2 separate regions of the Homo sapiens genome follow, and region 2 is linked to region 1. Evidence: chromatin contacts called from ENCODE Hi-C or POLR2A ChIA-PET data. All regions are on one chromosome and are shown on one strand. Each heading gives the region's core, a stretch centred on a gene start or an enhancer-like site at or near the end of the contact. The rest is flanking DNA. Distances are from core to core; before and after follow the strand shown. Region 1 has its middle 170 kb from the start of LINC02533. Region 2 has its middle 120 kb from the start of LINC02533.

The links. Hi-C counts contacts between places; a loop is a spot of excess contacts on that map. ChIA-PET counts read pairs that join two places held with the same protein, here RNA polymerase II (POLR2A). Pooled maps may share reads with other maps.
Region 2: a pooled map shows a loop between it and region 1 (5-fold over the local background). The contact joins two enhancer-like sites. A Hi-C loop is called at or near these places in 3 of 50 pooled maps. POLR2A ChIA-PET finds 5 or more read pairs at or near these places in 2 of 52 experiments (A549 and H1).

Annotation. Positions count from the first base shown.
Region 1 is chr6:4,318,160-4,322,866 of GRCh38, reverse strand. No RefSeq gene overlaps it. Among named protein-coding and RNA genes, the nearest start is that of LINC02533, 170 kb to the left of the region's middle. Within about 2 kb of position 2,431, at least 9 of the 41 ENCODE cell types and tissues checked have a DNase peak (open chromatin) inside an H3K27ac peak, as active enhancers do.
Region 2 is chr6:4,369,259-4,373,965 of GRCh38, reverse strand. No RefSeq gene overlaps it. Among named protein-coding and RNA genes, the nearest start is that of LINC02533, 120 kb to the left of the region's middle. Within about 2 kb of position 2,770, at least 7 of the 41 ENCODE cell types and tissues checked have a DNase peak (open chromatin) inside an H3K27ac peak, as active enhancers do.

The sequences.
Region 1 (4,707 bases), core at 1,182-3,681:
CAGCATTATGATCTGATACGTTGTTTCAGGCTTAAAAGCCAAACTTCCCAATGGAAAGGCAAAGAAGCTGCTGGGGATAGGGGAGCTGGAGCACTGGGCTTTTGTCAAGAACTCTTGGCTGGTGTAATCGAAGGTAGGAAATGCTGGAAGCACAGAGCAAGAGCAGAACTTTCTAGTTCAGCCTCCGGATTTTACAGCTGAGGAAACGAGGCCAAAGAAAATCAGAGACTAGCCAAGTGTCAAAGTGAGTTAGTGGCAGACCTGGGACTAGAATACTGTTCTTTGGACACTCACACCTATGCTCAGTGCTGGCAGCAAGGCCTTCACACAGTTGTGCAGTTGGAAGTAGCCAATGATTTTCGAAAATTCCTATTCATGGAGGAAGACGTATAAAATGGTCAGATCATGGAAAATGACATTCCAGTTGGGTCTTTCCAACCCACTGTACAGGAACAGCTTCTCAGACAAAGTGTATTTGCCCGTGGTCTTTCCAATAAATTCTCAAATAGATGTCAAGATTGAGCAGTCAACTTGGTCACTTCCTCAAGCAGGCTTTTGGACTTAATGGAAAGTGCACATCCAGCCACCTAAGCACTTGAGCCCAAACCCTGGCTCAACATCTGGTCCCTGTTTCTCAGTGTCAGGTTGAGTGGATTGTGCAAAGCACACATGCCTCCTACCAATTTAGCAATTGATAACTTGCTCTGGGGGAGCACTTACAAGGAGTCCTCTTGCTCTTTGTCTTTATTCTCTGGCTATTGGGGGTTTTTTAGGTCACAAAGAGGGAATGGGACAGGGAAAAAACTTAAAAAATTATTTCTCAATCTCAAACTGGGAGCCAAGTAACTTAACCTACTAATTGTTCTGAAAGATTTCCTTTGCTCTTTCTCCTTCAACACAACAACCTCTTGTCAGAAATCATTCATTGTGGCCTGCAGAAATTACACACTAAATTCCAAGGTTGGCCACTAGTATAAAATAATAGATCATTAGTAGACTTCTATGAATTACACATTTATAAAATAGTCCAAAAACACCATCTGGGTTGCTGCAGGTCTGCTGGGGAAACAGGTAGGGAGATGGAAGGGTCTGTGTCTTGATTCTGAGCCAGACATTTGATTGATGACTATATCGGACAGTTGACGTCTCATCTTCATTAGCAAATGTATTCCTATTATCTACTCAATGACCTAAGATCAATGTAAAAAAACAAAAATGATAACAAAAACCTTTCCCGAGCTCAAAACTTTCATGTTATTTTTTTTTCAAATGTTTCGACTGATTGGAAGAATTAAAATGAAATTTACTTCAAAAGCAGCAAACATGAGTGATGTTGTGTGCACATGAACTGGATTTATTAGGTTAAAAAAAAAAGCCCAAATAAACCATCTTAAAATATGCTAATACATGTCCATAGCACCCACAACACACTTTTCCCTAATGTTAAATATGAAAATACAGTGCAAATCACCCCGGAAATGTGTGGTGGAAAAAAAGGTATACCGTGGCTGAGATAATCAACACACACTGATTACTGTTTTTCTAAGTGCTTATGAGTCTTTTGCATTTCTTCTATATAATTCAGTATCAGAGTTAATGACGTATCATAGTTTTCTCTGATTCAGAAGCACCTCAATTCCTGAAAGTTTTTGCTCCCTTCAAGACAACTTATCTGCAGCAAAATTACCAATAAATCTCTCAGCATGAGAAATAACAGGGCTGAATGACTTTGTGATGAATAAAGAGGGTGGTTGGCTTCTCTCCATTCATCCTGATAATCTTCATTGCTATGTAAACAGTAAGAAACATTATCATGATTCATGTTCAAGTCAGTTCTCAGCTCAACACTGTATCCAGAGAAATGCTACCTAGTAAACATTTTATTAGGATTGCAAGGCACCGGCAAGAAAATGGCAAAAACATGACAGCCTGAACTTGTAAGTGAATGTGTGCATGAGAAAGAGGAATACTGAGAAAGAGTAATTAATCTCTGTGAGATCAGACACATTTAGCAGCATGTCTAATAAATGAATACTCTTCTAAACATGGTTAAACTATTCACTTTTCATTATTCTCATCAGAATCCATGTTAACCCAAGTTAGGAGATAACAGGAATAAACAGTAAATCCCACAATAAGGGTTTCAAGTCCTTCCTATTTTTAACATCCCAAAACTTAGAAGTATGAAATCAATATGATCATTACAGGGGTGCTGAAAGGCTGGGGTTGGGTAGATATTCTAAAAATGTCTGAGAACTGATAGGATCATATTTCCAAACAAGTCCAGACTTCTGTCATCTGTGCCCAGTTGGAAGAAAATTCTCAATGTAAGAAAATCATTCTCAGGCAGGCACCTGGAAGAATCTGTGATTGCCAAAACATTTCCAGTGAACCACTTTCCCTCTCAGGATACAAGGCCCCGATCCATTTGCATAAAGTCCTAATGCTAGAAAATCAACCAGAGTAGATAAGATCTGCCTGTCGGTTTCAAGCCAAGAGGAAAAGAGGAAGCCAGACACTCCTCCAAAGCTTTCTTTCCCCTTAGGATTGCATCAGTTCCCACTCTATGGGATTATTTTTAAACGCTGGTTTAAAATATTCCATAGCCCAGCTGTTCAATACCACAACATAAGGTCAATTTTATATAGTTGTACATCCTTGAAGAGCTAAAGTAAGGTGACCCAAAAGGCCAATTTTCCCCACCAATAAAATATTCATTCTTGGAAAGCTGCCATTGTGTTATGACACTTATATTTCCTTGTTTCACTAATGTAAAATTTGAACTTTGAAATACATTTGTGGATTTAATGTTTGTAGTTCTCAGGCTTGGATCACAAGATCTCAGTGTGTATCAATTACGTTTGCTAACAATGAACTGAGCCTAGATATGTCAAATCCAGTGATACTTCCCAATTGCATAGAGCCCAATTTAGCCAACCAAATTTCTTTTGAATTGTCAGAATGAGCATTGCACCTGTGAAATAGTCAAAAGAGGAGCTACTCTGGGAGGCTGAGGCAGGTGGATCACTTGAGGTCAGGAGTTCAAGACCAGCCCGGCCAACATGGTGAAACCCTGTCTCTACTAAAAATACAAAAATTGGCCGGGCATGGTGGCCTGCACCTGTAATCCCAGCTACTCAGGAGGCTGAGGCATGAGAATCAATTGAACCCTGGAGGTGGAGGTTGCAGTGAGTCTACATGGCACCACTGCACTCCAGCCTGGGCGACAGAGCAAGACTCAGTCAAAAAAAAAAAAAAAAAAAAGAAGAAGAAAAGAAAGAGGAGCTACTGCAACATAGGATGGTGAGGAAGGGAGGTACTTAACACAGACTAAGGAGCAAGAGCAACTAGCAAGGTTCAAATCCAAGCATGCCACCTGTTGGTTTAGCTGAGGGTCTGTGCCTCAGTCTTCTCTTTCAAATGAGGAAGGAACTTCCTTCACAGTTTTGTTTGGAAGACTAGATGAGATCATACCTGTGAAGCTCTTAGAAAAGGTTTTAGGCTGTGGTGAGTGTGCATGGTGTTTGACATTAGCATCCTCACGAATCAGCAGAAGCTTTTTTGTTTGTTGATCCTCACAAAATTCCTGTAGAGAGACTCGTTTTACAGATGAGGAAACTGGGACTCAGAGTGGTTAAATAACGTACTCAGGGTGATACGGTGAGAAAGAAACATCCAGGAATATTTGCTTGTTTTCTCTTTTGTGCTGTTGCTCTCTAGATACTGTATTTTACTTCTTTTTTGAGCTAACCAAAATTTTTATTTCAGTACTTTGAATTATCCCTTTTTCTCTTCTTCCTTTTATCACATCTTCCCTTTCCCCCTTTTCCTTTCTTCCTACAAGAATATTTTTAGCATCTCCCATGGACAAAACGCCCTTTTAAGCCTCACAAAATAGATGCGCATTGTTAAAAAGCAAGGAAGGCCTCTGGTGCCCTTGTCTCCCAGAAGGGAAGAAGGCTCTGTATCCTCCCCACTTCTTTGATGTGGCCTAAGAGCTTTCAACTTCACTTTTCCTTGAGGTTCATTCAGTAGCCCCTAGCAAGGAGCTGTTCCTGCCCAATCAGAGATCTGAAAGTCAAGTTCATGTGCCCACAAATGGCTCCAAAATAAAGTCTCCCCTAAGACCCTCATCTAAAAGTAGGTTGCTCCCTCCCTAAAGAGTGCGTCATTTTAATGATACAAAAGATCCTGGCTCAGAAGCACTTTATGTTCCAGACTTTCCCAGACAGTGCTGACTTCAATATCATTTTCAAGAAAGATAATTCCTTAAATGTAAGCCTGTAAGAAAAACTCATTTTTCCTTCCTTATACTCACACTTAACACAGAACACTTCTGTAACCAAATATGTGTGGGGTTTTCCCACACCAACTAGTTCTCCAATTCTCTTCAGACGCCAACTTGGTGTTCAATAATTCAATTCAATTCTGACACCATCTACCTGGGATTAGCACAGATCCCACAGGTTAAGTGTTCAGTTCCTCCTGACTCCTCACCCCACTTCAGACACCAATCACAAGTGATGGTCTCTAGGTTACCCACAACCCCTGTCTGACTTGGTTACAAATAGGAGGGTCCCATAACCTCCTCCTCAGTTTTGATCATTTGCTAGAACAGTTTGCAGAAGTCAGGGAAATACTCACTTATATTCACCTACCACTTTATTACAAAGAATATTACAAAGGATACACACACACAGCCAGATA
Region 2 (4,707 bases), core at 1,521-4,020, 51 kb before region 1:
ATAAAATTCTTCTTGCTTCAGTTCCCTGAGACTTGTCATGTGGAAGGTACTCTTTTTTTGTTTTTGCGTGAGGTATTTGAGTGAACATTGCTTCAGTTCTCTGAATTATTCCTCTTGTTAGTGCCACATTTTGGACTTGCTTTTTTACTTAATAAAAGGAGTTCATTGAAGGAAAACCTCTGAAAGTGTAGTGACGGGGCTGATCAGAGCCCTTGTCAAGGTCCATTTCCCTGGAGGGCGAGGAAGAAATGCTGGGTAAGTGTTGCATTTCTCATGCTGGCTGGAGTGCCTCTGGAGGGGTGACTGACAGCTGCTCCTGGTTTCCCAGCAGCATGAGCAGGGCCCATCCAGATGCAGGGGCCACCTTTCCATCAACAGTGTCCCTTGGCCTTGCCTTCTCAGGCTTTCTGGAGGAACTTCTTGTCGTTTAATCTCCACGCGGGACTCTCACCCTACAGCCCCATGTTGCTCCCCTTCCCTGCGTGCCTTCAGAAGGAAAAACAATTGGGCGTGAATTTCTAGATACACAACCACTTACAGTTCATCTGCAGGAGAAGATTTTGCTTTACAAAATCTAACATTGCATGTTAAATGCAAGCAGTGTTGTGAATACACGAGTTTCTTCATTTGTTTGCTCATTAGAAAGAAATACCTTACATGGATCGGGGTCTGTCTTCAAATACTTGAGGAGTTATCATAGAAAACATCATCCTCCTACCACCTTACTTTTGGGTTAGAGTTGGCTTATTTTTTATTTTGTGGGTTCCTACTTTACCCTCACTGTGTGCAGTCCCAGTGGGATTGCTAGGGAAGGTGCCTCCCCTCCCGAAGCCAAGGGGCAGCATAGAAGCTGAGTCAACCACACAGGACAGAACCTGGTTGGCCCTGTCCCATGGGGCCTGAGGGCCTGTGTTGTGGCTTTGAGTGTTGAGATCCTCAGAGCACCAAGTTTCCCAAGGGGTCAGCTTTCAGAGCTATGATAGTTCTGTGATGTCTCCTCAGGCGGAGGAGGAATCAAACTTTTCTGTGAGGTTCCAGAAAGACTAACTAGGACCAATGAGCTCTACACTGCTGGAAGGCTAATTCTGATTTGGAATTGGGGGACGGTGAGGAGATGCACACATCAGAGAGGTCTGAAAGTGGACCAAACAGCCTTGAGAAGTAATGAGATCCCCATACTGCACTTGTTCAAGCAGGCACAGATGCGGTGGAAGGGATTTGCCCTTTGGGAAAAGGGCAAGCTTGAACTAAGTGCTGTCAACACCCTTTTTCTGAGATGAGAGTACCTTTCTACATGTTCTTTGCTGATTCTCTCTACACCTGTGCATGGCCCAAGTGCAAGCTTACCACTGCCACACCTTCCCCATCTGTTAACAGATGCACCTTTGACCTGCCAGCATGTAGTAATAATGTGATTTAACATTTATTAGGGGTCACTTATGCCCTCAATTGCTAGTAGGCACTATTTTAAGTGCTTGACATCTTCTAAATAATTTAATCTTCATAACTACCTATGAGATTCATATTACCAGTATTCCCATTAGTTAGATGGGAAAATTAAGTCACAGAGAAGGTAGGTAAATGCCTGAGATTACACAGCTAGTTAAGTGTCAAAGAGAAGATTTGAACCCAGGCAGGGTCATGCCCTTAATCTCAAAACTGGGCAGCAGATGTTGTGATGGTACACTTAGTGCCTGTAAGGACAGGTCCTGTTTATTTCTAGGCGTGACATTACATAACAAAGATAATATCCAAGCCCATTTCATACACGAGGGCATCAGAATCTTACTTCGCTGAGCTAGGTATCACACACGATAAACTCTAGATGGAGAACTCTTGATTAGTATGATAATCCTTGCCTAAAGATGAGGACATTGGCAGGGGTGGGGTGAGTAAGGTTAGGGACGTGGTGGGCTGGAGACTGCTCAGACCAGCTCCTGAGCTGTTATTGCGCACATCTCCCCCAGATTCTGTGTCCAGTGACCTCCTGTTTGTACCTTGAAATAGGCCACAGGAAAAGTGTTTACACGGAGAAAATTGGCAAATGCCATAAATAGTTATGCTATGGAAAAAGAGATTTTTCTCAACTTGTGGCAGATCAGGCTACAATATAGACACAATAATTGTGCCGTGTCTTGATCTGAGCATGGGCCATTTAAGGTAAAAGGCTGCCTCCTCCGACTTCTTGAAGCATTCTCTTTCTTCCTCTCCCCACGAGAGTCACTCTTCCTATCAGGGGACTGGTGGCTCACTGCCCGGTTAAGGCACACACACAGGGCCAGCATCTAGCTTATCTCAGCAAGCCTTGGAGGAGGTGCTCTCCAGAGATGGATCTTTTTATAGCCACAAAGAGCCACGTAGTGCAATGGAGCTCGTCACTTGGCCATGACTCAGGAGCTTTGGGCTCCAATTCTGGAACTCCTGCTAATGTGCTGGGTGACCTTGGACAAGCCAACAACTCACAGTGGGGTCAGTTTCCTCTCCATCAAAGCAGAGACATCAACACCCACTAAATATGTCAGAGAGCTTAGAGAACAGGGCATGGTACATCAGGCAGTCTGCTTATGTGACAGTCAACTATCAGAGTCCAACTCGGTGGGTTTACCCGATGGGGATCTGGAGGTCTCTTGGTGTCTCCATCCTGCCTGGGGAGAGGAGGTGGACGGGACATGCAGGAAGGGAAGGGGATGAGGCGGGATCTATAAGGAAGAGGGTGGAGGAGTGACACAGGCTGATGGTTAACTGTAGGTGTCAACTTGGCTGGGCTAAGGGATACTCAGATTGCTGGGAAAGCATTATTCCTGGGTGTGCCTGTGAGGGTGTTTTCAGAAGAGATTGGCCTTGGGGTCAGTGGATTGAGTAAAGGAGGTAACCCTTCCCTCTGTGGGCAGGCATCACCCAATCCATTGAGGACCAAGATAAAACAAAAAGGTAAGAGAAGGATAATTTCACTCCCTCTGCTTGAGCTGGGACACCCACCTTTTCCTGCCTTCAGACACTGGTGCTCCTGGTTCTTAGGCCTTCAGCCTCAGACTAGGAGTTACATCATCAGCTCTCCTTGTTCTCAGGTCTTGGGACTCAGACTGAATTAGTTTCCTTGATTCTCTGGCTTGCAGTTGGCAGATCGTGGGACTTCTGGGCCTCCATAATCATGTGAGCCAATTCCCATAATAAATTCCCTCTTCTGGCCAGGCACGGTGGCTCACGCCTGTAATGCCAGCACTTTGGGAGGCCAAGGGGGACAGACCACCTGAGGTCAGGAGTTCGAGAGCAGCCTGGCCAACATGGTGAAACCCCACCTCTACTAAAAACACACACAAAAAAGCCGGGTGTGGTGGCACACACTTGTAGTTTCAGCTACTCGGGAGGCTGAGGCAGGAGAATCGCTTGAACCTGTGAGGTGGAGGTTGCAGCGAGCCGAGGTCACGCCACTGCACTCCAGCATGGGTGATAAAGCAAGACTCCATCTCAAAATATAAATAAATAAATAAATAAATAAATAAATTCCCTCTTCTATCACCTATCATTTATCTATCACCTATTGGTTTTCTCTGGAGAATCCTGACTAACAAACACACCGCTGTAAAAGACTGATGACTCAAGTACCTAGAATTTAAGCTGGTGGGGCTAGCTCTGACTACTCAATCCCTCTATGACTAATTTGCTTCCCTGGACTCCCAAACCAAAGAAAATGATCTGCTAGCTTGAGACCTCCAGTGCACAAATGCACCACAAGGTCGAGAGCCTGCTTGGGCTCCATCCATCTCCCCTCTGCCTGCTCTGTTACAGACAGAACTGCATTTCCCAGCATCTGCATAAGTGAAGCCAATTAGAACAACAAGCAAGCGATTAGAGGGTGGGAGAAGGGACACCCAGAATATTCCCTTTTTCCTTCTGGTTCTCATGGCATTTCTGCAGCAGCCACATCATTTTTGTGCAGCAGCCTCCAGCGAACTTCCAGACCCGGGCAATTCCACCTCCCCCTATTGTTTTCCCAGTCTAGGGGTGGTAGCAACTTCCTCTGCTGCTAACCCGTCCCTCTGTGCTTCCCAGCTCACCCATCCCTCTGTCACCAATCCCTTCAATCAGATTCCTTCCGTTAGAAAGACCTAGAGCAGTTTCTATTTCCTGGCAGAACTGACTGGCAAAGGACCAGTGGGAAAGAGTGTAGAGGAGGAGTCCTGGCAAACTCACTGCTTCCTCTTACAGGTTTCAGCTCTTGCACAGTGTCCTGCACACAGCAGGAACCCAGTGAATACTTAGCAAATGAGCCAGGCCTATGTTAAGGTTTCTAACTCACATGAGGTTCAATAAATGTGGATTTCCTGCCTCTGGACTCTCCACAACCAGATCGTCTCTACTTATTCCCCTCTTCATGTGATGAAATAAAGAAAAAAGCCCAGGGGGTGCAAGTCTTCAGGCGGATGTCCTCTTGCTTTTCAAATTTCAGCCTAGGCCAAATTTATCTCCCTGGCAGTATCACTTGGGTCATGTAGGCAGCACACGGGCATTTCATGCCACAACCCAGAAAAGGCTGAGGTGGGCACATGGGGGTCCATGAGAGCCAGGGAGCCTGGAGGAAAAGGCTGAATGACTTCTCCCAGGGCACTTTTTCAAAGCTCTTCTCCTCCTCCTCTTCTTGTTAATGGTCTCCCGTCCTGGCAGACTGAGAGGCTGTCCATGGACTCTGTCAGTGGACTCCCTTTG